2 separate regions of the Homo sapiens genome follow, and region 2 is linked to region 1. A link is a loop called in an ENCODE intact Hi-C map of the cell type or tissue named here. Cell type or tissue: Caco-2. All regions are shown on one strand. Each heading gives the region's core, and the rest is flanking DNA. Links, peaks and the distances in the headings are about the cores only.

Evidence for each region. Peaks named below come from ENCODE experiments on the same cell type or tissue, not always from the same donor. Only the 100,000 strongest peaks of a DNase experiment are listed, where the experiment ranks them.
Region 2: it touches region 1 in a loop (34-fold over the local background); 29 of 110 quality-filtered maps call a loop at or near these places.

What each region holds. Positions count from the first base shown.
Region 1 is chr4:168,907,861-168,923,306 of GRCh38, forward strand. PALLD (palladin, cytoskeletal associated protein) reads left to right here. Exons shown (of 22, transcript NM_001166108.2): 16 at 6,067-6,161; 17 at 8,035-8,167; 18 at 13,674-13,881. It also overlaps a transcript of CBR4 not described here. Among named protein-coding and RNA genes, the nearest start is that of CBR4, 95 kb to the right of the region's middle. In Caco-2, for the core only: a CTCF peak has its summit at 9,698 (motif pointing left); no DNase peak of the experiment used is centred there.
Region 2 is chr4:168,175,833-168,191,278 of GRCh38, forward strand. ANXA10 (annexin A10) reads left to right here. Exons shown (of 12, transcript NM_007193.5): 7 at 1,908-1,961; 8 at 2,058-2,151; 9 at 3,385-3,480; 10 at 5,851-5,909; 11 at 8,727-8,849; 12 at 11,534-11,904. The coding sequence ends at 11,602. All of the region lies in intron 2 of LOC105377524 (a long non-coding RNA gene), which reads right to left. Among named protein-coding and RNA genes, the nearest start is that of ANXA10, 91 kb to the left of the region's middle. In Caco-2, for the core only: CTCF peaks have their summits at 8,056 (motif pointing right), 8,259 and 8,663; no DNase peak of the experiment used is centred there.

The sequences.
Region 1 (15,446 bases), core at 8,173-10,672:
ACCCAGAGCATCACAGTAAACAGACCAGTTTCTAACACTACCTATTATAGTATTCCAACCAACTCCAAAGATCAGTTGACACTCCCAGCATCTTAAGGGGTAGGGCTAAGAGTCTTCTTTACCTAAATAACCCAAGACAGGCAAAAGGAAGGGAAACTCATGAAGTCTAGGCCTCAGTGTGTAAATGTATATATCCCACTGAAATTGCTGTGAGAGAATTTTGATATTTATGCCACTTAGCAGTAGTAGTATTTGTTCCAAGTTTCTGAGCATGTTGCCTAGTTGATTTTAATTCCAAGAGTAAAACCCCTTCTTTTCTGTCTTGGGGGCTTCAGTAACTGGTATGTCCAAATATGGCAGATATAAGTTCTGTGAGTCATCACTTAAAAATTGGAGTGAACTTCACTATCCATTAGCAAAACAAAGTGGCATTTAAACCATGACCAGTGACACACCATTTTTCTACCTAACTCTTGGCATAAGTTACCATTTGTTGCTGTAAGGATGCCATTCTGGAAATGTTTAATGCTCTTAGAATCTCAGCTTTACAACATCTATTACCGTATATTAAAACTTTTTTCTTATAATTTATGAATTAAGACATGAGTTTAAATAGTCATGTCATAAAAGGTGGTGAAAAAAAAATTCAAAATAGCTAAATCTTTCAAGATATAGTAATCCCAAAAGCATAAAGTGTAGTTGACAGAAAACTGAAGTTGACTCCTTACTTCCTTAATGCCCTTTAGTTACCTTAAATTTTGAAATTTTAAAGTTATTTGAGTTTAGAAAAAAAAGTATTTGGGTTTGAAAGGGAGAATACATGTATGTTTTCTAGTACACTGTAGCCCAGATGAAATGAAATAACCAAGGAAAAGAGGAAGACTAGAGTGGAAAAATTAGTTCAGTAATGAAACACAGACGGTAGAGCTCTCCTGAGCAGTGGAAAATAATTACAGAAAGCAGCCAAGAGAAGGGTGAGAACCAAGGAGGGAGGAAAATATTAAAGTTCAGCAGAATATTTTATAGAATATGATATTTTTCCACCTGGGTTAATCTTTTGGGAATAAGAAAAACATTAGATATTGTTGACTGCATCCAAATTCTACTTGGGATAGAACACACAGCTCTAAACATATACTGGGCTGTGTATCACACTCGATGTGTGTAGCTCAAGCAATTCATAAGAGACCAAAGCAATCACATAGTTTAGCAAAATAATGAGTGACTGTGCAGTTACACCAAAGAGAATGCCAAAATGAGGATCACAAATACAGTTTATTTTAGACTCTAATCCTATCTTTAAGAACAACGACATCTAAACACGAATGTTTTACTTTGTTTTGTTGTGTTGCTAAGTTACTTTGTATTGCACTTGGATTTTGGAATGGCTATTTTGCAGTCTGATGTTTCCTCAAACTGCATTATGTATACAAGTGGCAAGCTTTTATGAAGACCTGTGTGCCACAAGTTAAATTTCATAAACTATGAAATATAAATGTTATTTCCATATTACATAAATAATTGGCCTTGCACAAGGTATGAAATAATCTTTACAAGCTGGATGTTTAATACAGAATCACTTTTAGAATTCAAACTTATTTGTAATATAAGCTTTAAACTCTGTGGATTTGTTTGGAATGGAAAAGTAACACACAACTGAGTTAAATATAAAATGTTAGTTTGTTGCTTGTGTTTTGTTTTAGCATTATAAGGTTTCCTGGCTCATTTCAAGCTTCACTCTAAACATTCCCTTCCATTATTCTTATGTTCATAGTAAAGCAGATAGAAATGAGAAAATTAATAAAAGCAAATGCAGCAGCATTAATGTGCATCAGAGCCTACTAACTATGATTACCAGGGTTAATAGGCATATTATTATTAAAATCACTTATTGCTAATTCTATATGACCTTTGTCAAAAATAGTATGTTCAGACTTAAAAACCTGAATTTTCTATTATGCACATGGAAGGCATCTTTTCAAAAAAGCTTCACTGAACTCTGGGGGTTTTTTCCCCCAAACAAAAATGACAAAATTATACAACTTCTTAGTTTGGATGCTCTCTAAATGCTCCTGGTTATGTATTGGTTAGTAATATATTTAGCCAATAACACTGTATAAATCAAACTAATAATTCTGCCTCCTGAAGACCACACCTTCCCCTTTCATGTTCAGAAGTGCAGGTTGGTATCAGAATAGAGAGATTACAAATGATAACTATTCCTTTTTCTTAAATTTGGGAAGTTAAGGAAATATTCTGTGGCAATATTTGTATATATGGTTCTAAGCAGTAGCAGCAAAAACCCTGAAAACAGTGTAGAAATGTGTGACCTTTCCAGAGTAGTATGCCAACCTGTTTACTTTTTTTTTTTTTTTTTTTTTGAGAGGGGAGGAAGAGGCAGGCTAAGCATATCAAGGATCTGTTTAGAGCTGAATAGGGCATATTTTTCCTCCTCCACATCAAATGCAGCCATCACACTAACAAGTACATTTCAGTATGATTGTGCTTAGCACCTTTCAAGCACCAGCAGAAGTTAAAAAGGTTAATCTGCTTCCCACATAGTCTGCCTCCTGTGCCAAAGGTATTTTGTTTTTCCTTTGGAGTAAATTACATTCTAATACCAAGAAAAATAAAATTCCATTACATAAACAATTCTAAAGGATGCCTCAAAACTGGTTATTATAATTATATCCATAGTGAGTGCTACAATAATTTAACATTTTGAGCATTGGCTTCATGCAAAACACAATGCTGCCCGGTGCTTTACAAGTATTAATGCCTTTAATCTTCATAAGAACCCATTAGGTATTAACTATATGGCCTTGTTTTACAGAGAAGGAAACTTAGAAAGATTAAGTTACCTGCCTAAAGTCACTCACCTGTAAGGGACAGCAGAACTGGTTTACAAACTTAGACTGATTCCAGAGCTACTGAATGCAATACGAAGGTATTTAAGGCTCATTCCAGGATTAAGAGCACTAAGTGGCAGGGGAGATAGTGGTTAAATATGAAAGAATTTTAGAAGGAGGTAAGCATATACCTCATGTAAAGTATATTCACATGGAAATTCTTGCTGGGGTCCGCCAAGCTGCTGGGGCTCCTAAAAACCATCTTGATGCATGTCCATGCATAATGTCTCAGACCCATGATAACACAGTACCAGCTATGAGGAATTTAATAATGATAATTTATGATGTCACATACCATTTGATATTTATGAGAGCATTTAGGTTACATCATTTAACCCTTAAAACATCCTTGTGAGAGATATATGTAGCATCCCTATTTGTACAGAAAAAGAAACAAAGGCTTGAACAAATTCAGTGATTTGCTCAAAGTTTTAGGAAAAGTCAGCACTCAAATCCAGGTTAGTGAGGTGTGTTTGTTTGACTGTTTGTAACAACCCATACCTCCTTTTCCAAATTCAAGTTTAAGTCTGAATTTAACTTACATTATATCTTTTTCTAACCGCATAAATGATTAGTTCATTTTAACTTACCATGGATCTTCTGAGCTTCATATCACAAGGAAGGATATATCCAAATTATAAGCATTTCATCATGGAAGCCGCAAAGCACATAATAAGGAAGCCATATCCCACATCAGGACAATTGGAAGCTATTTGTGTAAAACAATACACACACTTCCTTGTCCTCAACCTCCAAAAAGAATCATTAATTTTAAGTGTTCATGTGTTATCTTGTATGATGCATCAGTTGGATAGTTCATGATGGAGGTCTTCTAAGCAAGTTACATCTAGATTTTCTACAGCAAGTACAGATCTGGAGAACTTGGATGAAATTAATTTTTAGATTTCAGGCTAGTTTAGGGAATCCCAAATGTTTGCCAAGAGTTTAGCATAAGAATCTGTATCAAGTGGCCTGTGCTTCAGGTACAGTTAATCTGAGCTAGAAATAATTCTCCTTCATAATGTTAGACTTCATGTCTCCTTGGAAATTTTCAGGAAACACAGTGTTTTAACTATGACCTCAATAGCAAACACCGTGAATGCCAGACGGAGTCACATATGTAGTGGTATAAAACTAGTTATGTTTGTTTCTTTGTGATGACCTCTCTTTGGTAATTCCTCATTCTTCTCCTGTCTGTATTACATTCCTATGTGTCTTTGCCTTTTCTGGGTGGTTATAGCCCTAAAGAAGTCCAGGTTTTAGGAGACCTAGAGAACCCCCCCAGTTAGAGTCCTGCCCTTCAGTGAATCTTGCTATGGGATTTTTCTCTGCATTCCCTCCACTAGTGCCCTCACCCTGACCCCCACTCCAGTCTACTCACAGTTGGAAAGCAGTTCTTCAAAACACACAGAACACTGCAGCTTCTGTTACCTGTCTCTATAGGCAGCTTGCAATAAAAATGACAGCCAATGGGAGAATTTTATTCTGAGTGTAAGTGCATGAGGGCTTCTCATCAACTCTGAGCTAGAACTCACTAAGTCTAATCATTGATGGTACATCTGCTTCTTGTTTTTCCTCTCTTGCTGTTACCTTTGGCAGTCATCACAATTTAGAAGCACATCTTCTCATTCTTCTGAGAGAGTGAAGGAGAAAAATCATCTTTTTTGCTACTCTGCTGGTAACAGTGAAAAAAACAAATTAAGAGAAAGGGCTGAAACAAAAACCAAAGTAACAATGTGTGGCTTATCCATGTCATCTGGGTGCCCTGAGTATTACTTGTCTGTTCACATATGACAGCGTTTATCAAACTCTTTTTTTGCTTTTATTATTTTTAGTTGACACAATGATTATACATATTTATGAGGTACAGTGTGATATTTCAAAGCATGTATACAACGTATAATGTTCAAATCATGGTAATTAGCATATCTGTCACCTCACTTATCATTTGTGTTGGAAATACTCAAAATCCACTCTTCCAGCTATATGAAAATACACAATAAATTATTGTTATCCTACAGTGCTGTGAAACACTAAAACTTTTTCCTCCTATGTAGCTGTAATTTTGTATCCATTAACCAACTTCTGGCTATCTCCCCGACCCCACCACCCCGTCAAAATTTCAATTGACAAATTTAAGAGAACAAAATATAGGTTTTTTTAATTACATAGGCCCTTATCATATGACCCACATATTTTAGGTATTTAACTGCTTCTAGTTTTTAAATCTCAAATATGTTCATTTCATGAGAACATGGCTTCATTTAGTCATGAAGCTCTCCTTATCATCCCACGCATACTTCTTACATAACACTCATTTTATCATGCTCATTTTAATGTATGGTTTGGGGAAGGGATGCCACTAACTTTTTTTTTTTTTTTTTTGAGACAGAGTCTTGCTCTGTCACCCAGGCTGGAGTGCAGTGGCACCATCTCAGCTCACTGCAACCTCCGCCTCCCGGGTTCAATAGATTCTTCTGCCTCAGCCTCCCAAGTAGCTGGGACTATAGGTGCATGCCACCACGCCCGGCTAATTTTTGTATTTTTTTAGTAGAGACGGGGTTTCACCATATTGGCCAGGCTGGGCTCGAACTCCTGACCTCGTGATCCACCTGCGTCAGCCTCCCAAAGTGCTGGCATTACAGGCATGAGCCATCGTGCCCGGCCAGCCACTAACATTTAATTAGTATATTACTATAATTAGTATATTACTAAAAAGAGAAAACTGAAATCATCTAGGTTTGATTTCAGAATTGGCTACAGCTGGTAGATGACCATGAAAATGGAATCTTCACAAGAGACTGATGTCCTCCTGCTATATTTTACAATTCAACATCATGTGTTACGGAGACCTTTGCAGGTTACAATTAATCAAGGGTTGTCATTTTAAATACCATCCTAGATAAAACAGTAAAGCTTATTTAAGAGTTCCAAAAAAAGACCTTGTCACCTTCAAGTTCTTCAAGTAAAAATAGTTTTACTGAGGCACTTAACTCACAGGGAAAGTGTTTTTCTGAAAAGGGTTAGTCATTACTCAAATGGCATACTGAATTTTTTATGAAATAATGTCTTATAGAGAATAGGACAGTAGGCATGATAGTGCTTAGTGGTTAATAGTTTTAAATAGCAAATCATTTATTTCCTGATATTTCTACAGGGCCGCATCAGTTGTACTGGACGGCTAATGGTACAGGCTGTCAACCAAAGAGGTCGAAGTCCCCGGTCTCCCTCAGGCCATCCTCATGTCAGAAGGTATTTAACATGTTCCTTCCCAGAAGTGTTACATTATTTTATTTATTACTATAAATGTAGTACTATTAGAATCATCATATGACCACAAAAGTAAACATAACTGGAAGATAGAATAGGAATGCAAACCTGAAGCCTGTGGCTCCTTGATTATTATGCTCCCTTGTGATGCAGAAAGGGAATGGGAACAAACATTCGCTAATGTGTGCTAAGCCCATTCACATATACTATTAGTTTGTTAAATAAGACATATTTTATAGACAAATAAATCAAGACTCAGCACTTTTAAATGGCATATGAAAATACTACTAAATGGTACACAAATGTTGGAAACCAAACTTCTGTAACCAACAGCTGTGTGAGTGGACGCACACATTAAAAGCTATTACCACTGGGTTTCTTAAAATCAGCTCATTTGTTAATGTTCATTTTTCAGCCACTTAGTTCAAAACATAAGACCATTAGACTACAAATCTTGTAGGTAAGATCTGTCACATTTTAAATACTCAGATATCTGCTAGCAATAGAGATGCTTTCCATTCCTAGTAGTTCTGAGTCTATGCAAGGACACTGATGGAACAATGGTAGGCAGAGATAGAGAAAGGATTATTACTTCTTAGTAACACATTTGCACTTAAAAAAAATTCAGTAAGTCAACCATCCTGTCAACTTGGCCTGTTTAGATATTTTATAGACAGAATATCCTCAAATAGTCCTGAGTCTAAATTACAGGCCATAGGTGCAAACTCCTTTAGTGAAGAGAATACATAGTTAGCTCACAGAGAGTAGGCAGGAAAACTGAGTAAACATCAAACAAGTGGTGTGTGACTGCATCCACACAGACTTTTGTTCAACATTTGGAAGACAGTTCTGGCACCAGAGCATGTGTAGATTTAATTCTAACTTCATCATGGCAATACCTATTCACAGGATGCTAGCCTGTATCTTTGGGTATAAACATAGCATATACAGGATTAGGTCCATTGTCTTGCATTATTCTCTTTGCTTCTCTTGTTGTCTGCAACACATTTTTAAGCCTTTCCTTATATCAGTGGGTCCTGGAAAGCTTTTTTTCCCATAAATTAGATCTATACTTAGAGAAGGGTAAACTATATTAAAAAGCTAATAATTATTAGCCTAGTATGCTTCTTTCATTTGTTCCACTCTTGCTTTTCCTAGTTAAGTGTTTTTAAACTTATCTTCTAGTCACTACTGACAGAATTTGTATTCAACATCTTTTAAGTCTTCCCTGCGATTACTTTCAACTGTATTCCTCTTAAAGGTTTCTCTGGCAACCTTTAAAAGTGACAGAGATGCACAGAATCTGGGAGATTTGTACAATCTCATTTTTTAAAGCAAAAAATAATGCCTCTAGGCATATGGATAACTAATGCAAAAGAAAACTTGCCTAAAAATGTAATTTGTTTTCCTGCTTAATATGAAAAGGAATTTTAATTAAAAATATATTGAATTTTTATCAGAACTTTTAATTTCCTACAAATTTAAAAATCACAGTGTAAAGTTCTAGTAACTTCTGTTGAAAAAGATTTGGTAATAAATGAGCAATAATGCTACTTTTCATAAATATTTAAAAATATTTAGGAAAAATATGTTAATATGTAATACCCCATTTTTTTCCATTTCCCCTTTTATGATTTATAGTAGCCTGCAATTGGCAGACAATTAAATTTATAGTAAACTTCCAAACTAAACAAGAGTTTGCTTTTCTGATTTTTTAATGTGTAAATCTTAGCTGTAGGGATCAGATAAGGAAATCATATTATTACCCCATGTATTTTAAGAAAACAGATGACTAAAAGTCTGGAAGTAACTACTATCTATATTTCTATCTATCTGTCATCTTTCTTGTTTCAAGGCCTCGTTCTAGATCAAGGGACAGTGGAGACGAAAATGAACCAATTCAGGAGCGATTCTTCAGACCTCACTTCTTGCAGGCTCCTGGAGATCTGACTGTTCAAGAAGGAAAACTCTGCAGAATGGACTGCAAAGTAAGATTTTGTTATTGCTTGCATATCCTATTGCCCCACTTCTCCCTCACTTGCCATTTCTCTATAGTTCCTTTTGGGGAAATTACATAAAGTATAAAATGAGAGCTGGGCACAGTGGCTCACACCTATAATCCCAGCACTTTAGAGTCCAAAGCCGGGCAGATCGCTTGATCCCAGGAGTTCAAGACCAGCCTGGGTAATATGGAGAAACCCATCTCTACCAAAAATACAAAAGTTAGCCAGGCGTGGTGGCGTGTGCCTATAGTCCCATCTACTTGGGAGGCTGAGTTGGAAGGACTGCTTGAGCCTAGGAGCTGAAGCTATGTGAGCTATGATCGAGCCACTGAATTCCAGCCTGGGTGACAGAGCAAGACCCTGTCTCAAAAAATGAAATGATTCTAGCTTAAGGGGGGGAAAAAGTGAAATACGTCGGATATTTATATATTGTTTACTATGATTCTTTAAATCTAAATTAAATATGTTCTTTACTCAGAACCCTACATGACATTACTCTAGAAAGTCATCAGGAGGTTTTATTTATCCCTTTAAATGTTGAAATAATAAATATGATAAATCTACCATGTCTTCATTCTTTTTTCATACAAATTTTGTATCCATATATCTACTCTGACTTTTATTCCTCCCATTTTCTAATTCTTTTTTTTTTTTTTTGAGACAGAGTCTCACTCTGTCACCAGGCTGGAGTGCAGTGGTGCAATCTCGGCTCGCTGCAACCTCTGCCTCCTGGGTCTCCTGCCTCAGCCTCCTGAGTAGCTGCGATTACAGGCATGTGCCACCAGGCCCAGCTAATTTTTGTATTTTTAGTAGAGATGGGGTTTCACCATGTTGGTCAGGCTGGTCTCAAACTCCTGACTTCATGATCCGCCCACCTCAGCCTCCCAAAGTGCTGGGATTACAGGTGTGAGCCACAGTGCCCCGCCCCCATTTTCTAATTCTAAGATAAGTTAGAGGGACATCTTTCTTTCATCTGTTTTGCAGCAGGGCTTTTTGTTTTTTTGGGGTTTTTTTTTTTTTTTTTGAGACGGAGTCTCCCTCTGTTGCCCAGGCTGGAGTGCAGTGGTGTGATCTCAGCTCACTGCAGCTTCCACCTCCCAGGTTCAAGTGATTCTCCTGCCTCTGCCTCCTGAGTAGCTGGAAGTACAGGCACGCACCACCACGCCCAGTTAATTTTTTGTATCTTTAGTACAGACGGGGTTTCACCATATTGGCCAGGCTGGTCTCAAACTCCTGACCTCGTGATCCGCCCTCCTCGGCCTTCCAAAGTGCTGGGATTACAGGCATGAGCCACCACACCCGGCCTACAGCAAGGCTTTTTAACCCAAGGTCCTTGGGTAGGCAGGCTTCATTAGGTGTTTGAACTCTGAAATTACCTACAAAATTATGTGTGTAAGATAACGTTCATCCATTTCTCAAAGGAGTTTAGGGAAAAAATATTTAAGAAACACTGCTCTAAAATTTTTTGTTTGATTTCTTTTTTGCCCCCTGTTTACTGATCTTAAATTTAGTTTAACTCTTAAATATGGATAAGGTTTTAAAAAGTTATTTGGGCTCCCTCTGCTGGTTCTGTATGGAATATGAGAACACAAATATAGGCTGCTTAGAGGATTTGGGCATTGTTTCTTCAGAAAGTAAATCTGGGATTATAGAAATGTATAAAAAGAATAAATATAACAAAAATATTTTATTTCTTAGGATCATTATTTATTTTTTACAGTATAAATACACAAATTGTGTTTCAGTCTGTATATATTTTATATATATATGAGTGTGTATTCATTTTTGGTCTATAATTAAGAATTATACAGTACAGCTACCATATGATCCAGTTAATTCTACTAGTGCTTATATATCCGAGGAAAATGAAATCAGAGGCTGGGCACAGTGGCACACGCCTGTAATCCCAGCACTTTGGGAGGCTGAGGCGGGCGGATCACGAGGTCAGGAGTTTGAGACCAGCCTGACCAACATGGTGAAACCCCATCTCTACTAAAAATGCTAAAATTAGCCAGGTGTGGTGGCATGCATCTGTAGTCCCAGCTACTCAGGGGGCTGAGGCAGGGGAATCACTTGAACCTGGGAGGCAGAGGTTGCATCACTGCATTCCAACCTGGGCAACAGAACAAGACTCCCCGTCTCCCCCACAAAAAAAAAAAAAGAAAAGAAAATGAAATCAGTAGCAATATCTGCATTCCCATGTTCATTGCAGCACTATTCATAATAGCCAGGATACGGGATCAGCCTAAGTGTCAACAGATGAATGAATAAAGAAAATATGAGATATATATATATATACATACATACACACACAGTGGAAAATTATAATCCTGTCATTGTGACAACATGGATGAACCTGGAGGACATAATGTTAAGTGAAATAGGCCAGGCACAGAAAGATAAATACTACAGGATCTTACTTATATGTGCAATATAAAAAAGTTGAACTCATAGTAGAGAATAGAATGGTGATTACCACGGGCTAGACGGGGAGAGGGAAAGTTGGGGAAATGTTAGTCAAAGCATATAAAATTTCAGACAGGAAGAATAAGTTCAAGAGATCTGTTGTACAACATGGTGACTATAGTTAATAACGATGTACTATATACTTGAAAATTGCTAAGAGTAGGTTTTAAGTGTTCTTACTACAAAAAAAAATGAAGTCATACATATGTTAATCAGCTCAGTTTAGGTATTCCACAACACATACATATTTCAAAATAATGTGCAGAATTACATACAATTTTTATCAATTAAAAAACACTTAAAAAAATTCATACAGACCACTTGTAAAATAACGTTTTGAGTTAACCAGGGAAATTTTATTTTAAATAGATAATTAGATTATACCAAAGAATTATTAATTTTACGTGTAAAATGGAATTGTGATTATGGAAAAGTCTTGTTTTTAGAAATGCATACTGAGCTATATGGGGGTAATGGTATATAAAATCTGGAATTTATTTTTAAATATAAAAAATAAGAGAGTGACTAAATGATGGGTATATACACACTTACCATACTGGTTATCTCTATTTTTAATCATATTTAAGAAAGAAATAACAGTACTGTCTTTCACTGGACTGGCACATAACTGTCCTTAAAACGCCTGCCATTAAAAGAATATTGGAAACAAAAAGTAAACTGCCTATTGATTTCACTATGATGATCTGACCTGGATAAAGAAAATGTGAAAAATCGGCCAGGCACGTGGGTCACGCCTGTAATCCTAAAACTTTGGGAGGCCGAGGCAGGTGGATCACCTGAGGTCAGGAATCCGAGACCAGCCTGGCCAACATGGTGAAACCCCGTCTCTACTAAAATACAAAAAAATCAGCCAGGCATGGTGGCAGGCGCCTGTAATCCCAGCTACTCAGGAGGCTGAGGCAAGAGAATTGCTTGAACCCGGGAGGCGGAGGTTGCAGTAAGCTGAGATTGTGCCCACTGCACTCCAGCCTGGGCAAGGAGCAAGACTGTCTTAAAAAAAAAAAAAAAGTGAAAAACCTTGCCACATGTACAGATAGATCAGGAAAAAAAAAAAGTTAGTGTATTTAAGCTTTGAAAGGGGAAAAAATCCTGACGATAAGCCAAACACTAAAGCAGCAGCTTGCTTTTCCTCCAAAAAGCCCCCTCCCCTTTTAGCCCCTGAGGAACATTCCTAGACACTGATTATCCTTAACTGGTACTAAATTTTCAGGAAAATAACTAATTCCACTCCCATAGCAACAAGCATCACTATTTTCATGTGTGCTGAGAGTACAGATCTAGTTACATTGTGACCTGCTGGTGGTGACCTTCAGCTCCTGAGATCATGCTGTCTTTACTTAGCCAGGAGAACTGGGGTTAGAAAAAAGGTACAAGGGGCATTCTCTTTGCCCTAGCATGAGTAACTATCCACTGGGTAGGTTCACTGTGAATCACGTGGTTTGAGAGTACGCGTGCTTTGGGCATCTCTCCTACTAAACATACTGTGGCTTCAGTCAGTAGATGGCTTATCTAGGATCTAACCTGGTAAAGTAGGAACAAGCAGTGCCGCTTTGTTTCTAGATGTGGGAACAACAAGGAGCCTGACCAAAGATGTCCACTCCCTCTTCCTCCACACCACTTCTGATGACCTCCAAACAGGTCAGGCAGTGTACATGGAGAGCTGGGGACAGCAAGTGGATAGATAGGAGAACACAGAGCCTGAGTGTCTCAGAAGCCAAGCTGCCTAACTACTGCTGTTTGTTTCCAAAACCTCTTCATCCTTTTAACCAGTCATTTAAGTTTACTTTAAATGCTGTAGCCCTTTGCTACATGTGTGGTGGGAGGCATCTTGCAGGTAATATCAGTTGAGTATCACGTAGCAGGAATGGAATTTGTGAGTCCTCTGGCTGATGCTGGCAAAGCTAGTTCTTCAAAAGAACTGTTTTACAGTCTAAGTGACATCTTTTTGTATATAACTTCGTACTAGTAAAGTTGGGGGTAGGGGGTAAAAAGGCCTTCCTTAACAGTGCATTTCTTCCATTCAAAATCAAGGGCAAAACTAAAAAGCTGGCAGATGGCGACCATCCTGACCCTTTGCGGCACAACATGTTATTAGCAATTAAATGCTTTTATCTGATCTCTGGTCCACACAACTGTCAAGGTCTCAAGATTTTATGATGTTTCCATTGTGATGGTAATTTGTTGAGATGGCTTTCTGGGTAATTTCGTATTGCTCTTGTTATTCAGTTTCAAGGATTATAAAATAATAATAGCAGCCCTGTGTGCTGACGAATGCATTCTCCATAACTATGGCTGCTCCTTGATGAGAAGCTTTACAGTACTATATATAAATGCCAGCTGAGTATTTGTTATTATTGTTGGACATCTTTTTTCAAAGAAGCCCAGAGCCTGGTGCTGATATCATCCCATTAATCTCCATAGCCCTGGGCAAGGTAAGACCATGACAGCAATTTTTTAAATCCCATCTCGGTCTTCTCTAGGTTGCTCTGTAAGAATTGTTTAGATGTAAGCTGGTGAGTGCTCAGGAAGCCAAAGTTTAAAGCAAAAGTTTTAAGCAAAAGAGTAACATGAGCTGATACTAAAAGCCATCTCTTGGCCCGGTGCAATGGCTCATGCTTGTAATCCCAGCACTTTGGGAGGCTGAGGCAGGCGGATCACCTGAGGTCAGGAGTTCAAGACCAGCCCGGCCAACATAGTGAAACCCTATCTCTACTGAAAATACTAAAAATTAGGCTGGCATAGTGGCAGGCATCTGTAATCCCAGCTACTCAGGAGGCTGAGACAGGAGAATCGCTTGAACCCGGGAGGCAGAGGTTGCAGTGAGCTGAGATTGTGCCACTGCACTCCAGCCTGGGCAATAAGAGTGAAACTCTGTCCAAAAAAAAAAAAAAAAAAAAGCCACCTCTTGTACTACTGAAGGAGGAATTTATGCAGACTTCTTAGCTACCAGTGATTTCACTCTGTTTTAATACAAAAATTTACATGTATTTCTTTTATGATTTAGGTCAGTGGGTTACCAACCCCAGATCTAAGCTGGCAACTAGATGGAAAGCCCGTACGCCCTGACAGTGCTCACAAGATGCTGGTGCGTGAGAACGGGGTGCACTCTCTGATCATAGAGCCAGTCACGTCACGTGATGCCGGCATCTACACATGTATAGCTACCAACCGAGCAGGACAGAACTCATTCAGCCTGGAGCTTGTGGTTGCTGGTAGGCTCATCTGTGAATCCTTGCTCTCTGACAGAATGAACATCAGACTTACAAATGTAAACTAATTCTACATTACTAACCAATACGGAAAATAAAGTATTGAAAAAATAGATTGTATCATCAAAATAGCCAATGAGGACATGGTTATAAGGCCTAGCAAAACAGAAACAGAAATCTTTCATTTCTCCCACTAACCTGGCAAAGAGAGAAAAAGATTTTATTAGCTCTTTTGGGTCATTCGACCTCCTGTGTGTATAGTGGCCCCTAGTGTTACATAGAGAAATAGTAACAGCAGCATGGACTCCAAGAACCAAAGAATTTGCTTATATATAAAGTTTTATATTTATATATATATATATATACACACACACACACACACACACACACACACACACACACACACCTGGTTTTTAAAACAACACTGTCATCTACCCTCATAGTCATTGTCAAACTACACTCAGATTTGCTTTTTCACTGATTATTGTGTAGGTAAATTCTGTAAAAGTGCTGTTACATGAAGTCTTATGCTTTGAGAAGCCTAAAAGGAAAACACATTTATGGAAAGGTTTTTATACCATCCTTAAGAGTTAGGTGTTGAGTACCTGATCTCTTTTAAGAAAGAACATAACAAAACATTTATTTCTTCTACCTCTTTATGCAAAGTGCTTCATGTACATTATGTATCAGTTGGCCCTCACATGAGCCTTATGAGATAATCAGAGCAAATCTTCTCTGAATTTTCCAGGGTCCCACTTAGTAAGCTGATGATTAGATTTAACACAAGACTCCTAGTGCTCTTCTAAACACACTACGTCACTGAGCTCTTTCAAGAAATAGAGTAGCAATGAGAATAAAACCCAAGAAGTCTTGACAAAACTCTTGGATTATGATTCTGATAATGGTACCAAGATGTTTTCACATAAAAATGTGGTAAATATGTGGACTGTGGTGCTACAGGTTAGCCATGCTTTCAAGTTTTGTACAAAGTACTCTATATTCTTACATGCTACAATTGATTTCATTCCTCTAACCTCAAACTAAAACTTCACTTTTCTGCTGTTAAATATGCCTTTTGATCACATAGATACCTCAGTGCGCATCAGCTGGCACTCCTGTCAGAAGACGGTGATGCACAGTAATTGGAAGCAAAGTCTTTGGGGTCAGATCTGCTCCAGTCCCGGCTCTTGTCGATTTTACTAGTGTGACATTTGGCAAATAGCTATCTCTGCGACTTAGTTTCTCCATATATAAAATGGGAATATAATGCCTCACAGTGCTTTCCTAAGGATTAAATCATAAAAATGTGTATGAAGCTCTGCATAACTAGTACCCTGCACAGCAATGCTGCAAAGTGGTAGATGTTATTCTTACTGATGAGTTGCTATGACATTAAGACTTGTTTTATACATTTTATGTTCTTTGCAAAACTGGAGCCCCAGAAAGAATACAAAGTGAGCTTCTGTTCCCACTTCTCCCAGAATAGCCTAGGATGGGCAACCATGTAAAATTCAATAAAAATCCAACCTTCTAACTAACTCGTGGTGTTGGAGAGTATTAAGCATTTG
Region 2 (15,446 bases), core at 6,870-9,369, 730 kb before region 1:
GCTACACATTTATGCAAAAATGGTAGCTTACTTATTTCTTTGTGAATAAATTGCACTTTCTCATATGCCTCTAGCTTTTTGTTATCAAGAAAAACAGCCCTAATATTTAATCTAAAATGGCAAATTTCATCTGTGTGATACTTTGAATAGTGAATGTGGGTGCACGTTCAATGTCATCATACTTTTATTGGGTTAAGTATTTGACTCTCAGATTTCTGGCCATCCTCCTCCTTTCTTTCCAAGAAGGCAATTGGTAGAGAGATGTGTGTGTGTGTGGTTAATGAACTACCTTGGCAACAGGAAGGTCACCACTGTGTCCTTAGATCAAGATATTGCCTGCATTTTGGCTGATCTTGACTATGGAATAGCAATTCTTGGCAATTCTGGACATTGAATATATGAGGTGTCAATGACCAGCATATGGGCATTTATCAGTGTTAGCTGCCAAGATAAGCCACTGATTTAATTTATGATCTTTTCTCTGTCTTACTTAGGTCAGAGCCAAACTGACCAGTTTGGTCAGAGAAACCTTTCATGATGATTTAGCCTCACCTTTACTCTCACGGGAGCTGAAGACTCCCCCAAAGGTCTAGCTGTGTCTCCCACATAGTTCAAATCAATGTGGTCTATCCTGTAGCCCTTGGCTGCTGGAACACTGTCCCTGCCATGGTCATAAACAACTCAATCTGGCAAGCTTCCCCACAGGTTCTCAGCTAGATTGCAAGTTCCTCCATCAGGAACCGGTAAGAAATTTGGGATCCCATTCATACTATTTAGGGACTGAGGTTTATTCAAGGAAGTTGTGTTTAAGACCTCTCTGTGCCCTCTTGCTGTCTCACTGGATTCACTGCACTGTGGCTATTCCCAGTATCCTAAAAGATGACAGGACTAGGCACAGTGGCTCATGCCTGTAACCCCAACATTTTGAGAGGCTGAGACGGAAGAATCACTTGAGGCCAGGAGTTCAAGACCAGCCTTGTCAACATGGCGAGATCCTCTTTTTGAGAAAAAAAAAAAATTAGCCACGCATAGTGGCACACGCCTGCAGTCCAAGCTACTCGGGAGGCTGAGGCAGGAGGATTGCTTGAGTCCAGGAGGTCAAGGTTACAGTGAACTATGATCATGCCACTGCATTCTAACCTGTGGAATGGAGCAAGGCCCTGTCTCAAAAAAAGAAAAATGGTAGAAGCAGAAGCTACTGTACTTTCAGTGTTCTCTTAACATAGTTGGAGCAAGGAGAAAGCCTCCCCTCCATATCTTGACCCAAAAGAAACAGTTAATTAGACTGATAACATGCCTCCCTACCTCCTTCTCCCCACTGGCCCTCATAACCCTCAGGAATCAATGGACCCTGCATTGGTTAGCGCCCCTTCCCTCCTGTTTGAAATGATCAACTGGACCATGTCTGTTCTCTAAATGATAATGGAGTGAGAGTTAAACAGATTTACAAAATATTCTCACTGCACAAAGTCTGAGCTTCATTACTATTTTGTTGTTGTATAAATCCTATTGTGCAAGTCAGAGATGGACTTTCTCTGCATTTTTGCTCTAACAATGTTAACACTCATTTCTAACACCCACTGCCATGGTCAGGCAGTGGATACTCAGTTTGATAAGGGAGAAGATACTGCACAGAGACTTGGAAAACTGAAAAATGCCTAAATGTCTTTCAAACATTACCAGTGCTGCAAAGAAAAGGTAAAATAAAATAATGCACATTTTAAGACAAAACCTTATACACTATCTTCTAAAGTATTCATGAAATCAGGAAATGAACACTTACTCCAGATAATAAAAGAAGTTCCTTAGGAACAATCAGAATGTTTTTCAAGGATTTCAGTCTCACTAATCCAATATGAGTTGCTGACTAAGAACATTTACATGGAAAACCTGTGCTTACTTTACAGGGGACCAGAGAGGAAGGATATACAGACCCTGCGATGGCTGCTCAGGATGCAATGGTAACTAGAACCAGTTCTCAGACTGACTGCAAAGAACCTGGGTTAAAATGGGCTGGAGTGGTTCTGATGCTACTTCTCTGCTGGCTAATGTTCCAGGTCCTATGGGAAGCCTGTCAGCAGAAGACGGGGGAGCACAAAACCATGCTGCAAATGATCCTGTGCAACAAGAGCTACCAGCAGCTGCGGCTGGGTAATTATTAACTGGGTTTCGTTCCAGCTACTTGACCAATTATATAACAAAAAGAAGGTGGTTAACTAGAAACAAAAATGAAATATTACAAGGAAATAGCGGAAAGTCAGTTATCTCAAAGGTACTTATTTTGAATTTTGTTTATAAGATGTGCCTTATTTAATGACATTACTAAGGAATAAATATTTCCTTAATATTTTTTCCAATAACTTTCAAAAACTGAGCATTTTAAAAATAATCTCTGTATTTGATGGAGTACTTATTCAAATATATTAGCTGTTTCCTATTAGGTATATTATATGTTGTCTTGCAAAATGCATAGTAAATATAGTTTAACCAGTCAATACTGCATCAAGGCCATTAGTATTGATGTCATGATTTCTGCAATATCGACGGAATCTTATTGGTCTTAGAGGGTGCACTCATGTTAGTTTGCCCTTTGTTTGACATTCCCTAAACTACAGTGTCTTTTTCTTTTATTAAAAAAAATTTTGTTTTTTTCTATATAAAGTACGCAAATGGCTGAAAATTTTCAACAGATGGCCTACCCTACCCCAATCCCACATCTAGACTTTACAAGTCAATAAGAGACATTACCTGTCTTAATGATAATCATAATAATAATAATGAAAAGACATCTTCTTGCTTCTAATTTTCAGTAAGAATGGATGAGAACTAAAGTTGCCTGGGGTAGTCAGATAACTAAGTTCGTGAAATAAAGAATCTTAATTTAACACAATTCTAAATTAGTAAACCCTAGTCTACACCCAAAAAGTTGATTTCATATTTCTCAGAATATTCTTTATAGATACTTTGCTATTTTAATCATCACAGAGAGGACTTTTACACTTAATTCTCATATTTAAGCTCTAGTAGGAAGTTTGCTGCTGACATAAGCCTATTATATATGTCCTAAATAACTGGTCCATAAATAATGGCTTGTTGTGTGCTTCCTCTCAATTTAAATCAGCAGTGAGTTAGTGGGTCCCACTGGAGGTGGCATTTGTTCCCCAGGAGAAGAGAATAATAACAGGTCTTTGAAGTTCAAGATTTATGCTGACTCTACTAAGAGTATTTGTATTTGTTTCAATGGTATTTATAGCAAACAGAATTGATAACAGTAGTACTTTTAATTATTTTATGGAAAATATGGATTTTTACTATGTGTAACAATCTAATATTTGTATTATAATATTTTCAAAATCTCCTTTGAATTACATCAATTTGTTAAAGTTTTCCAGGAATTTCAAAATATTTCTGGGCAAGATATGGTAGATGCCATTAATGAATGTTATGATGGATACTTTCAGGAGCTGCTGGTTGCAATTGGTAAGTAATAAATTATTTGAAGCACAACAGACATTTTATTTCTCTATAAATGCTGAGTGGCTCTGATTGAACTAAAGATGCATGAGTAAGCTCTTGATCGAGTCATTTTCCCTTGAATTTAATTTTTTAAAAGGACATTAACTCCATAGGGGAAGAGTACATCAGCTACTGATAAAATGCACTAAACTGGCAACCTGATAACTTTAATGAACTGATACCCTTCCCTAACAGCTAGTTCAACTTTCATACCAGAAAACACATCATTCTCAGATATTTTCTCTTTGAATTGGCTTCTCACACTGTTCAATCCATTTTATCTTTACTGACTTCCATTCCCTTGTCCAAGAGCCGATAAATACTTAACAGTATGGTTTTCTTCTCTTTAGGAGGAAAAGGATATTTTAGTGACCATTACTAATAAATTTTGGTTTAGGAGTAAATCCTACCATAAAAGAGATTTACCAAGTAGTGATTTTCCTCAGGCTATTGTGATAGTGGCACACCTCTTGCTCCTTCCTAAGTAAGAAATGATATCCCTCCATAGAGGACAAAACGGGGCGAGTTATCCAGAAAAACTGCAATAGAACTACCTGTGCAATAGAACTACCTTTGTCTTGTACTGTGCTGGTGAATTGACAGCACACATTTCAGGGACGACCAAAGGGGATCATTATGAAATATCTCCATCGAAGGCGTAGTCAAGTAATCACTTAGATACTAGTTGAATAAATGAATATTGTGATTTTCCATCCTTGAATGGCAGAGGCATACACGGGCGTGAGAGCTGACAGATAAAGGAATTTTTGTAGCTTATCTAGTAAAGAAGTCTCAAGCTAGGCTTCCATGAAAACAGTTTGATGAAACCCCTAAAATAGTATGCAATAGATGACTATTAATAACTGTGTATTTTTTCTGAAAATGTTACATTTATTCCAGAAAATTCTCTACAAAATTTAATAACCATATATTACATCAAAATCCTTCATTTTATAAACAATGCCTAAGGAAACTAAGTAACTGCCTCCAAGCCTATCAGCTGATTAGCAGCAAAGTTATGACTAAAATTCATAATATCCGAATCTCAAGATAGCTTTCTTTCCACTATAGACCCCTGCCACAAAGCAGTGGGCATAAGAGAGGAAGTGGTGGACATTAGAAATGGCAGAAAACATTTCAACTGATTTATTCACTCAGCAGACATTTATTCAGCACCTACTGTTCTAGACACTGACTTAGGCACTGCAGATAGAACAATGAAACAACAAAAACAGCAAAAGTTCACTGCCTTCAAGGAGCTTTTAAGGAGTAGTGACTCAAGAGTGATTATGAAGATTTCGTGTATTAAAAATGAAAGAAAAGATGAGGGTATAATCTCACAATCTAAAATAATTACTTAAACTACCAGGGAAATACTGTTATGATTATTTCATTCTGGCTAGAAATTATAGCCTCTCATACATTACCTATTCATGTATTAATTTGTTAACCTCTTCAAATAAACACTACTGAATGTTTATGATCATCAACTGACTTCCAGCAAGGTAACTGTTGACCAGGCTCTAGGCTGTCCTACCACCTTAGCAGTTTTTATTAGATAACTTCTAGAACTAGTCTAGACCAGTTGTGGTCCATAGTTTCCCCTTAAGAGATTTCAGGTCTACTCACAAATCTATAAGTTACTAAAAATAGCATTCAAATAGATGAACAGATTACATGGGAGCTATATCAAATTCAATCCTACAATAATAATAATAATCTATAATAGTGTTAATAACCTAGGTCTCTTTGAAGCTCTATTAATTTAATATTCAGATAAAGATGATAAAGTTTTCACTTTGGGAGGCAGAGGCGGGCGGATCATGAGGTCAGGAGATCGAGACCATCCTGGCTAACACAGTGAAACCCCGTCTCTACTAAAAATACAAAAAGTTAGCCGGGCGTGGTGGCGGGCGCCTGTAGTCCCAGCTACTCGGGAGGCTGAGGCAGGAGAATGGCGTGAACCCGGGAGGCGGAGCTTGCAGTGAGCCGAGATTACGCCACTGGACTCCAGCCTGGGCGACAGAACGAGACTCCGTCTCAAAAAAAAAAAAAAAAAGAAGATGATAAAGTTTTCTTCATTAGGCTACATGAAGGAACTAACAAGAGTTCCAACAGATAGAAATAGACCAAGTGAAAATCTGCATGACTCATTATAATGTTGTTGCTTTATATTTTTTTCCTGTGGCTTATAGTGTTACCATTATTCTAAGTGTTGACCTTACAATACAATGTAAGAATTGTAACAGGAAAAGTGTTATTGTTTCTCAAATTCTGACGAAAATATATGTTTTCACTCTCAATGTTTCTTCTTCTCTCTCTGATTTCTCCTAGTTCTCTGTGTTCGAGACAAACCAGCCTATTTTGCTTATAGATTATATAGTGCAATTCATGTAAGTAAGACATATATTTTTAAAATTTCTCCAGAAATTGTGTCTGTTTTCTCAAAGGATTAATTTTACTTCCATCATTTAAATGTTCATTACCATTTTTGAACTTGTATGTACAAAGAAAATACACCCAAGTGAGAAAAACTGGTTTAGACACCAAAAATAAGACATATCAGATAAAAATAATGTTCTGCTTTCTGTATCAAATTTAGGGAACCATATTTGGGGTGTATCTCCCTGTGCACTTTAGAGATTATTTAATATCTGCAGAAACTGGTAAATTCAAATGTTTTTGTATGTTTCCAAAGACCCCCACATCAGACTTATGCAAGTACAAAACATATGGCATTAAGCAGAAAATGTCAAAATATTACAAACTCTCAGCAAGCAATTGCCACGTTCGTGAAGTTTCAATACACGAAATTATGTCAATGGATATTTTTGAACATTGTGCTATTTTCAAAAAGTATTTAAAGTGATAACTAGAAAACCATAAACTCTAAATCTATTTTTGTAATTAAATGGGAATGTTTTTCATACTTCAGTGTGTTATTCAGTCGCACATACTTTGGAGCATTAATTTTTTTTTTTTTTTTTTTTTTTTTTTTTTGAGATGGAGTCTTGCTCTGCTGCCCAGGCTGGAGTGCAGTGGCGCGATCTCGGCTCACTGCAAGCTCTGCCTCCCGGGTTCACGCCATTCTCCTGCCTCAGCCTCCCAAGTAGCTGGGACTACAGGTACCCGCCACCACACCCGGCTAATTTTGTTTTGTGTTTTTAGTAGAGACGGGGTTTCACTGTGTTACCCAGGATGGTCTCGATTTCCTGACTTCGTGATCCGCCCGCCTCGGCCTCCCAAAGTGCCGGGATTACAGGCGTGAGCCACCGCGCCCGGCCTGGAGCGTTCATTTTTTTAAAAAACAAACACTTAAGTGCATCATCACATAATGCACTCCTTATCCATATCTACATGAAACAAAAAAAGAAAGTCTCGGCCGCGCGCAGTGGCTCATGCCTGTAATCCCAGCACTTTGGGAGGCCGAGGCGGGTGGATCACGAGGTCAGGAGATCTAGACTGTCCTGGCTAACACGGTAAAACCCCGTCTCTACTAAAAATACAAAAAATTAGCCGGGCGTGGTTGCAGGCATCTGTAGTTCCAGCTACTCGGGAGGCTGAGGCAGGAGAATGGCCTGAACCCTGGAGGCGGAGCTTGCGTGAGCCGAGATCGCGCCACTGCACTCCGGCCTGGCGACAGAGCGAGACACCGTCTCGGAAAAAAAAAAAAAAAAAAAAGAAAAAAGAAAAGAAAAAGAAAGTCTCATAGAGATAATTATATACATGTCGTAGCCTTGAAAACTCAAAGAAAACGATTAAAAATAATCCAATAATACAGTAATTTTAATCATCAGTTTTATCCTCAAGGTAAATTTAACAGATATACTTCTTAAAAGTAGCCAGCATGCTGGGAAAATATGTTAATAGTCAGGAGTATGTTATTATATATCTTCTGCAGTGTATTTTCTCATTTATGCAAAGGAAGAACCTGGATAACCCCAGAACACAAAAGGAAGATCAATGCTCACAGTCTTGCTTCTCTCCTATTCTATTTTCTAGGAGAAACAGTTGATTTGGTTAAACATTTATTTGAAATAGTGTATTTGGAAATGCTATAGGATGATTTCAATTGTTTCCTTCTCAAAGAACCAACCACTACAACAACAGTATGAAGCTTCACTTGTGAATGATTATGGGAAAATAACTACAATTACCTTGATTCCAATTATGCACAAATTCAAGGCTACTTATTCTAATAGTACATGAAAACTGTATTTTTGCTGTGTATGTGTTATAAGGCAATAGGAAGATATGCGTATTCACAAATGGTTTGTAGGTACGGAGAAGGATTGTATATTCAAGTAATGTAATTTTTGATACCTGAAGACCTCAAATGTCAAATGTTTGTCAAAAAGCTGCTTTAATCACCCCTGAACCAAAGATATATTCTGTGTTCTCCTCCAGTGAACTCTAAAGTGAACGATCTACATTTTAAGTTTGAATACTTGTTAGATCATTCATTTTAACCACCTCAAATTATGAAAAGTTTATTAGTAATATACATTCAAAACATTGTCTTCAAAAATCAGATTCTGTTTTCTGGCCACTAGATGTCACGATTACTCTGTTTGGAAAGACAATTTGAAACTGATTTGTTAGGGTGCAGTATTTCTGGGGCTAGCATACAGACATTGATTTTGTATTTTTCTGCATTTGAATTTAAACCGGCAAATATTTGAATCACCTAGAATTCTAATTTTTTATAATTTATCAATGATGACAAGAAAATAAAATTAAAATGTTACTGCTGTCTTAGACAAATCAATGTCCATCTGACAGAGCTGAGAATGTCTTCCCCTCCAAGGAAGAATTCTTACCAGGAAGGACCACAGGATCAGATTTGCAGTTTATAATGCAGTGTGAGTGGGACGGTGTGAAGGTTAACAAGGCTAGAAAGGGGGAGCAACTATTGCAGAATCAGGGTGAAATGATAAGGGTCAGAGTCAAGGTCGTGGCACTGGAATAGAGAGCACAAGGCATTCAGAAAATAGAAGAGAATAATTCACTGTCAGCATGCGGTAAGGGAGAGGGAGAAGTGACAGAAATGACTCAGGATCTGAACCACAGCCTGTGTGGCCAGTGATGCCAGTGTTGGAAGAACTCAGGAAGAAGAGAAAATGACTACAGAAAAGGGGTGTGTCCACTTGGGACAGACTGACTTTTAGGATGCTGTCTTCTCATTTCTCCCACTTTTCTGTATCTTTTAGGACTTTGGTTTCCATAATAAAACTGTAATCAGGATTCTCATTGCCAGAAGTGAAATAGACCTGCTGACCATAAGGAAACGATACAAAGAGCGATATGGAAAATCCCTATTTCATGATATCAGAGTAAGTTTCCGACACATGATTTATTTGGACCCACATTTTCTCCTTTTTGAAACTGAGATAAAAGTTCTCATTCAAATAACTTCATGGCAGACTCTAAAAAGTTAACTATTCAGACAGGGATAACCTAGTTTTTTTCCTCTACACAGTCTTTAGAACATCGGCAGGTGCTAACTTAGAAAACCCTTTACCTCAGCTGGGCGTGGTGGCTAATGCCTGTAATCCCAGCACTTTGGGAGGCTGAGGCAGGCAGATCACGAGGTCAGGAGATCCAGACCAACCTGGCTAACACGGTGAAACCCCGTCTCTACTAAAAATACAAAAAATTAGCCAGGTGTGGTGGCACACGCCTGTAGTCCCAGCTACCCGGGAGGCTGAGGCAGGAGAATCGCTTGAACCCGGGAGGCGGAGCTTGCAGTGAGCTGAGATTGCGCCACTGCACTCCAGCCTGGGCAACAGAGTGAGACTCCATCTCAAAAAAAGAAAAAGAAAAAAAAAAGAGAACCCTTTACCTCAGCGACAGAACTTATTCCTCTTTGATGTGTTTTACCCAGAAGCATTGATGCAGTCATGCAAAATATTCATTCTCTATAATTGTGCTTAAAGAGCTAAATTCTGAAGTATGATCAGGCTCAGGAAAAATATATATTGCAAAAGGCTGCATTACTTTTGAAGAGGTTTCTTAAATCAGTTGAGCTGTCCTCTCATATTGTCATAGAAGGCAGGGCAGTCAGTCAAATATCATAAACTGCTAATTCGGAGGGACTTAATGTTCCTAGCTATATACAACTCTACATATCCTTATCCCTTTAGCCCTTGAAGGGCAAAGGAGCAATGATTCAGTACTGAACAAGCCAGTGTTTTCATTCTGATACTTTTAAACTTCATGCATTTTGATACAACCTAACAAAGAATCCTCAGAATATATAGGACCATTTACTAACTGAGAGCCTAGTGGAAAATAAAAATGCTTGGCACTGTGTTCAAAAAAGTTTCAAGAATTTCAGGATGGGGAGAGCAGAGCATTAAACCAAGCCAAGCACAGGGACATAAGAATAGAACTGAACTTATATTTTGTGCAGAACTAAAAGCTATTACCTTGTTCACGTTGTTTTCATCTGAAATTTGTAATTCCAAGAAGCAGTGTTTTAGTTTATTGAAAGAGTAATCTAGAAGCAATCTAAAGCCCAAGAGATCACATAATACAGAAGACTTTGTAGGCCTCTGGAGAGCTGAAATGGTTTCTAAGAGGAAGAGTTGATGGAGCAGTTAAGAGAAATCTTATTCCTTCATCTTTGATAAAACTCTCCTACAGCCACTTTCAAAACTCTAAACTCTTTTAGTGATGAGAAATGCATGGCATAATTCATTTTCTAAATGAATACATTAGTTCTTAGGCACTTATTATAATTAATCACAACCGACTCAAAGTCTGCTAATATGAAAATGTAATTAATGTAACTTTGCTATGTACATTTAAAGTACTGAATTATCATTACATGACTTTGTGCCAAAGCACCTTAATATGAAAGTTGATACTTAACAAAGAAACATTTTATAATATTTATTTACTACTATCATTGATTTTGGAAAATATAGAAATTATAGAAGACCATTACAAGAAAATTAAAACCTCCCTAATTTTCTACAGAAAATCATTAATAAACTTTTATTCTGCTATGGTGTGCATGTTTGTGTCTCCTGAAAATGTATCTGCTGAAATTCTAACCCCAAAGAAGTGATGATACTAGGAGGTGGGGTCTTTGTGAGGTGATTAGGTCATGAACGTGGAGCCCATGAATGGGATTAATGTCCTTATAAAATAGGCCAAAGAGAACACCTTTGTCCCTTCTGCCATGTGAGCTTAGAATGAGAAGAAGGCTGTCTACGAGAGACAGGCACTCAGCAGGCACCACATCTGCTTGATCTTGGCCTTGCCAGCCTCTAGAGCTGTTAGAAATAAATTCCTATTGTTTATAAGTCACCCAGTTTATGGTACTTTTGTCACAGCTGCCTGAACACACTAAGACAGGTACTTTCAGTCATTTTCTAAAGCTATATAAATAATAATATGTTTTGCTATGTAAAAGAGTATTTTTATTGAATCATGGTATTCTGCTGTATAAGCTATAAAGTACACAAACTACCTCACATTATTATACATTGCTTCTCAGTTTTTCACTATTATACATAATATTATGGTGTATATATTTTTAGCACAAAACTTTGTGCTTATCAATGATTGATAATAACTTTCTTAATATATATTTCTTGAGGTAGAATTACTACATTAATAATTATAAATATTTTTAAATCTTTTGAGACATATTAATTTGTTCTCCACATTCTACATTCATTTATAACAATAATAATAATAACATTAGGGTACATCTTCCTAAAGTTGAGGAGAATATTTAATTCTAAGGCAAGTTCTTATAAATACACATTCAGGTTCAACCGACTTTATGTAAACCACATACTACTGACTGTAACCAGAGCATTATTCTTCAACAACTTTCATTGGGAGCAGTACTTAGGGCATGTTAAACCTTTAGATGAGAAAAGTAAATAAGTTTAGAAAGGCTAATGGTCCATGGCTCTTTCATAGTGCAGTCCAGAGGAATTATGCTTCCTTTTTAGAACTATTATGATATTTTATTTCAAATATATTATATTTTTCTTTTCAGAATTTTGCTTCAGGGCATTATAAGAAAGCACTGCTTGCCATCTGTGCTGGTGATGCTGAGGACTACTAAAATGAAGAGGACTTGGAGTACTGTGCACTCCTCTTTCTAGACACTTCCAAATAGAGATTTTCTCACAAATTTGTACTGTTCATGGCACTATTAACAAAACTATACAATCATATTTTCTCTTCTATCTTTGAAATTATTCTAAGCCAAAGAAAACTATGAATGAAAGTATATGATACTGAATTTGCCTACTATCCTGAATTTGCCTACTATCTAATCAGCAATTAAATAAATTGTGCATGATGGAATAATAGAAAAATTGCATTGGAATAGATTTTATTTAAATGTGAACCATCAACAACCTACAACAAGAGAGTCTGCTCAAGGCCGTCTTTATCATGATTTGAAAGACCAAGGAAAATGCAGTGTGACCATCCTAGTTTGGGGAATTTTTGAGACTCCTATACAATTACAATAAAGCTAGAGTGATCATCTACAGCAGGCTTTAAAAATAAGTAAAGACGTAAACCAGCAAAATGTGGCCGGGCATGGTGGCTCATGCCTATAATCTCAGCACTTTGGGAGGCCAAGGCAGGCAGATCACTAGGTCAGGAGTTCGAGACCAGCCTGACCAACATGGTGAAACCCTGTCTCTACTAAAAATACAAAAATTAGCTGGGCGTAGTGGCAGGTGCCTGTAATCCCAGCTACTCAGGAGGCTGAGGCAGAAGAATCGCTTGAACACAGGAGATAGAGGTTGTGGTGAGCCGAGATCGCACCACTGCACTCCAGCCTGGGCGACACAGCAAGACTCTGTCTCAAAAAAAAAAAAAGATATAAACCAGTAAAATGCAGCCAGATATATGCTTGCCTGGATTAGACGTATAAGAGATTTGGGTGTAAAAATACTGTGTGTGGCCAGGCGCGGTGGCTCACACCTGTAATCCCAACACTTTGGGAGGCTGAGGCGGGTGGATCACGAGGTCAGGAGATTGAGACCACGGTGAAACCCCATCTCTACTAAAAATACAAAAAATTAGCCGGGCACGGTGGTGGGCGCGTATAGTCCCAGCTACTTGGGAGGCTGAGGCAGGAGAATGGTGAGAACCAGAGAGGCGGAGCCTAGATCACACCACTGCACTCCAGCCTGGGAGACAAAGCAAGACTCCGTCTCAAAAAAAAAAAAAAAATATATATATATATATATATATATATATATATATATAGTGTGTGTGTGTGTGTGCACGTGTGTGTGTTTGACTTGCAGCTATTCTTTTTTTGTGACAGTACTTAACCAACTACTTGCCCAAGCTATGTGAGAAAAGCCATTTCTCTCTGTTTTTATCTTCACCTTTTAACAGCAGCCTCAACGACTTTTGGAAGTTATGATATGCTTTTTTGGTGCCATCAGTAGAGCATGGTCTCTTCTGTCTCTCAAGGTTCAGAAAGTTAGGAGTGACAAAGAAAAAATACTCACTGAGATCAGATTTGGGGAATAACCTAAACTGATGCCACAATCTAGCCAGGACTGAAACCAGAGGCAAGATGGGTGAGTGTAACCTGGAACCAAAAGGAAGAAAATTCTCATCCTGAAAACACATGAAAGTGTAAAATTCACTAGTAAAGCAAACACACAAATGAGGAAGAGAAAGGAGTCACATGGTACCACCACTGAAAAACACCAAACCACAAGAATAAACAGAGGAAAAAAAAAGAAGCAAAGAATATACAAAACAACCAGTAAATAACTAACAATATGATAGGAACAAAACCTCGTATATCAGTAATAACCTTGAATAAAAACAGATTACATTCTCCACTTAAAAGATATACACTGGCTGAAAGGCTAAAAACAGATCCAACTATATGCTGCCTACAAGAAATGCACTTCACCTATGAAGACACATATAGACTGAAAATAAAACTATGGAAAAGATATTTCAAGCAAACAGAAACCCAAAGCAAGCAGAAGTAGCTATATTTATAGTACATAAAATAGACTTTATGTCAAAAAGTAAGAAAAAGACTACATAAGTCATTTCATAATAATAAAAGAACCAATCCAGTGAAATGAAATAACAATTCTAAATATATATGTACCCAACATTAGAGCATCCAGATTCAGAGAGTAAATACTACCAGATCTAAACAGAGAGATGAACTCCAATACAATAATATTGCAAGAATTCAACACCCCACCTTTAGCATTAGGCAGATCATTGAGAAATAAAATTAACAAAGAAACATTGTATTTAAACTGCACTTTAGGGTTGGGCATGGTGGTTCATACCAGTAGTCTCAGCTACTTGGGAGGCTAAGGTGGGAGGATTGCTTGAGCCCAGGAGGTTGAGACTGCAGTGAACTGTGATAATGCCACTGCAGTCCAACCTGGGCAACAGAGTGAGACCCTGTCTCAAAAAATAAATAAATAAGTAAACTGCTTTTTATACTAAATAGACCTAACGGACACTTATAGAACATTTTCTGTAACAACTACAGAAGACACATTCTTCTTATCAGCACGTGCAACATTCTCCAGAAAGGACTATATATTAGACCATAAAACAGTCCCATTGAATTTTTAAAAAATCAAAGTCATATCAAGCATCTTTTCAGACTACAATGAAATAAAACTAAAAATCCATAACAAGAGGAACTTTGGAATGTATACAAATAGGTGGAAATCAAACATGTTGCTAGATGAACATCAGATCAGTAAAAAAAATGAAGATGGAAATCAGAAAGTTTCTTGGACAAATGAAAATGGAAACACAACATACCAAAACCTGTGTAATACAGTAAAAGCAGTGCTAAGAAGGAAGTTTATAGCAATAAATAACTACATAAAGAAATATTTCAAATAAAATCTGACAATGCACTTCAAGGAACTAGAGGATCAAAAACAAACAATACCCAAAATTAGCAGAAGAAAAGAAAAATAAAGATTACAGCAGAACTAAATGAAGTTGAGACTAAAAAAACCAATACAAAGGATCACCAAAATGAAAAAATGGTTCTTCTAGAAAAGAATCAAAATTGATAAACTTCTAGCTAGACTAACCAAGAAGAGAGACACAAATAAACAAAAACAGAAATGAAAATGGAGGCATTAAAACTGATATCACAGAAATATAGAAGATAATCAAAGACTATTATGAACAACTGTATGCTAACAACCTGAAAAACCTAGGAGAAATGAATAAATTCGTGCAAACATAAAACCTATCAAGATTGAATCAGAAAGAAATAGAAAACAAGAAAAGACCAATAATGAATAGTAATTAGAATTGGTAATAAAATGTCTTCCAACAAAGAAAAGACCAGGACCAAATAGATTCTCTGCTGAATTCTGTCAAATGTATAATGAAGAACTTATATCAATCCTCCACAAACTATTCCAAAAGACTGAAGAGGAGGGAATTCTCCCTAACTCATTTAACAAGGCCAGCATTACCAAATGCTGATACCAAAACCAGACAAGGAAAACTACAGGCCAATATACCTGATGAACATAGATGCAAAAATCCTAAAGAAAATACTGGCAAATTAAATCCAATAGCACATCAAAAGGATAATACATCACAAACAAGTGGGACTTATTCCAGGGGTACTATGATGGGTTGACATATGCAGATGAATAAATATGATGATAAATCACATCAACAGAATGAAGGACAAGAAACGTGATTATCTCAATAGATGCAGAAAAAGTATTTGATAAAATCCAACACTCCCTCATGATAAAAACACTCAACAAACTAGGTATAGAAGGAACATATAACAAAATAATAAAGGTCATTTATTACAAACCCACAGCTAACATCATACTGAATGGAGAAATATGGAAAGCATTTCATCCAGGAACTGGAACAAGACAAGGATGTCTACTTGCATCACTCCTATTCAA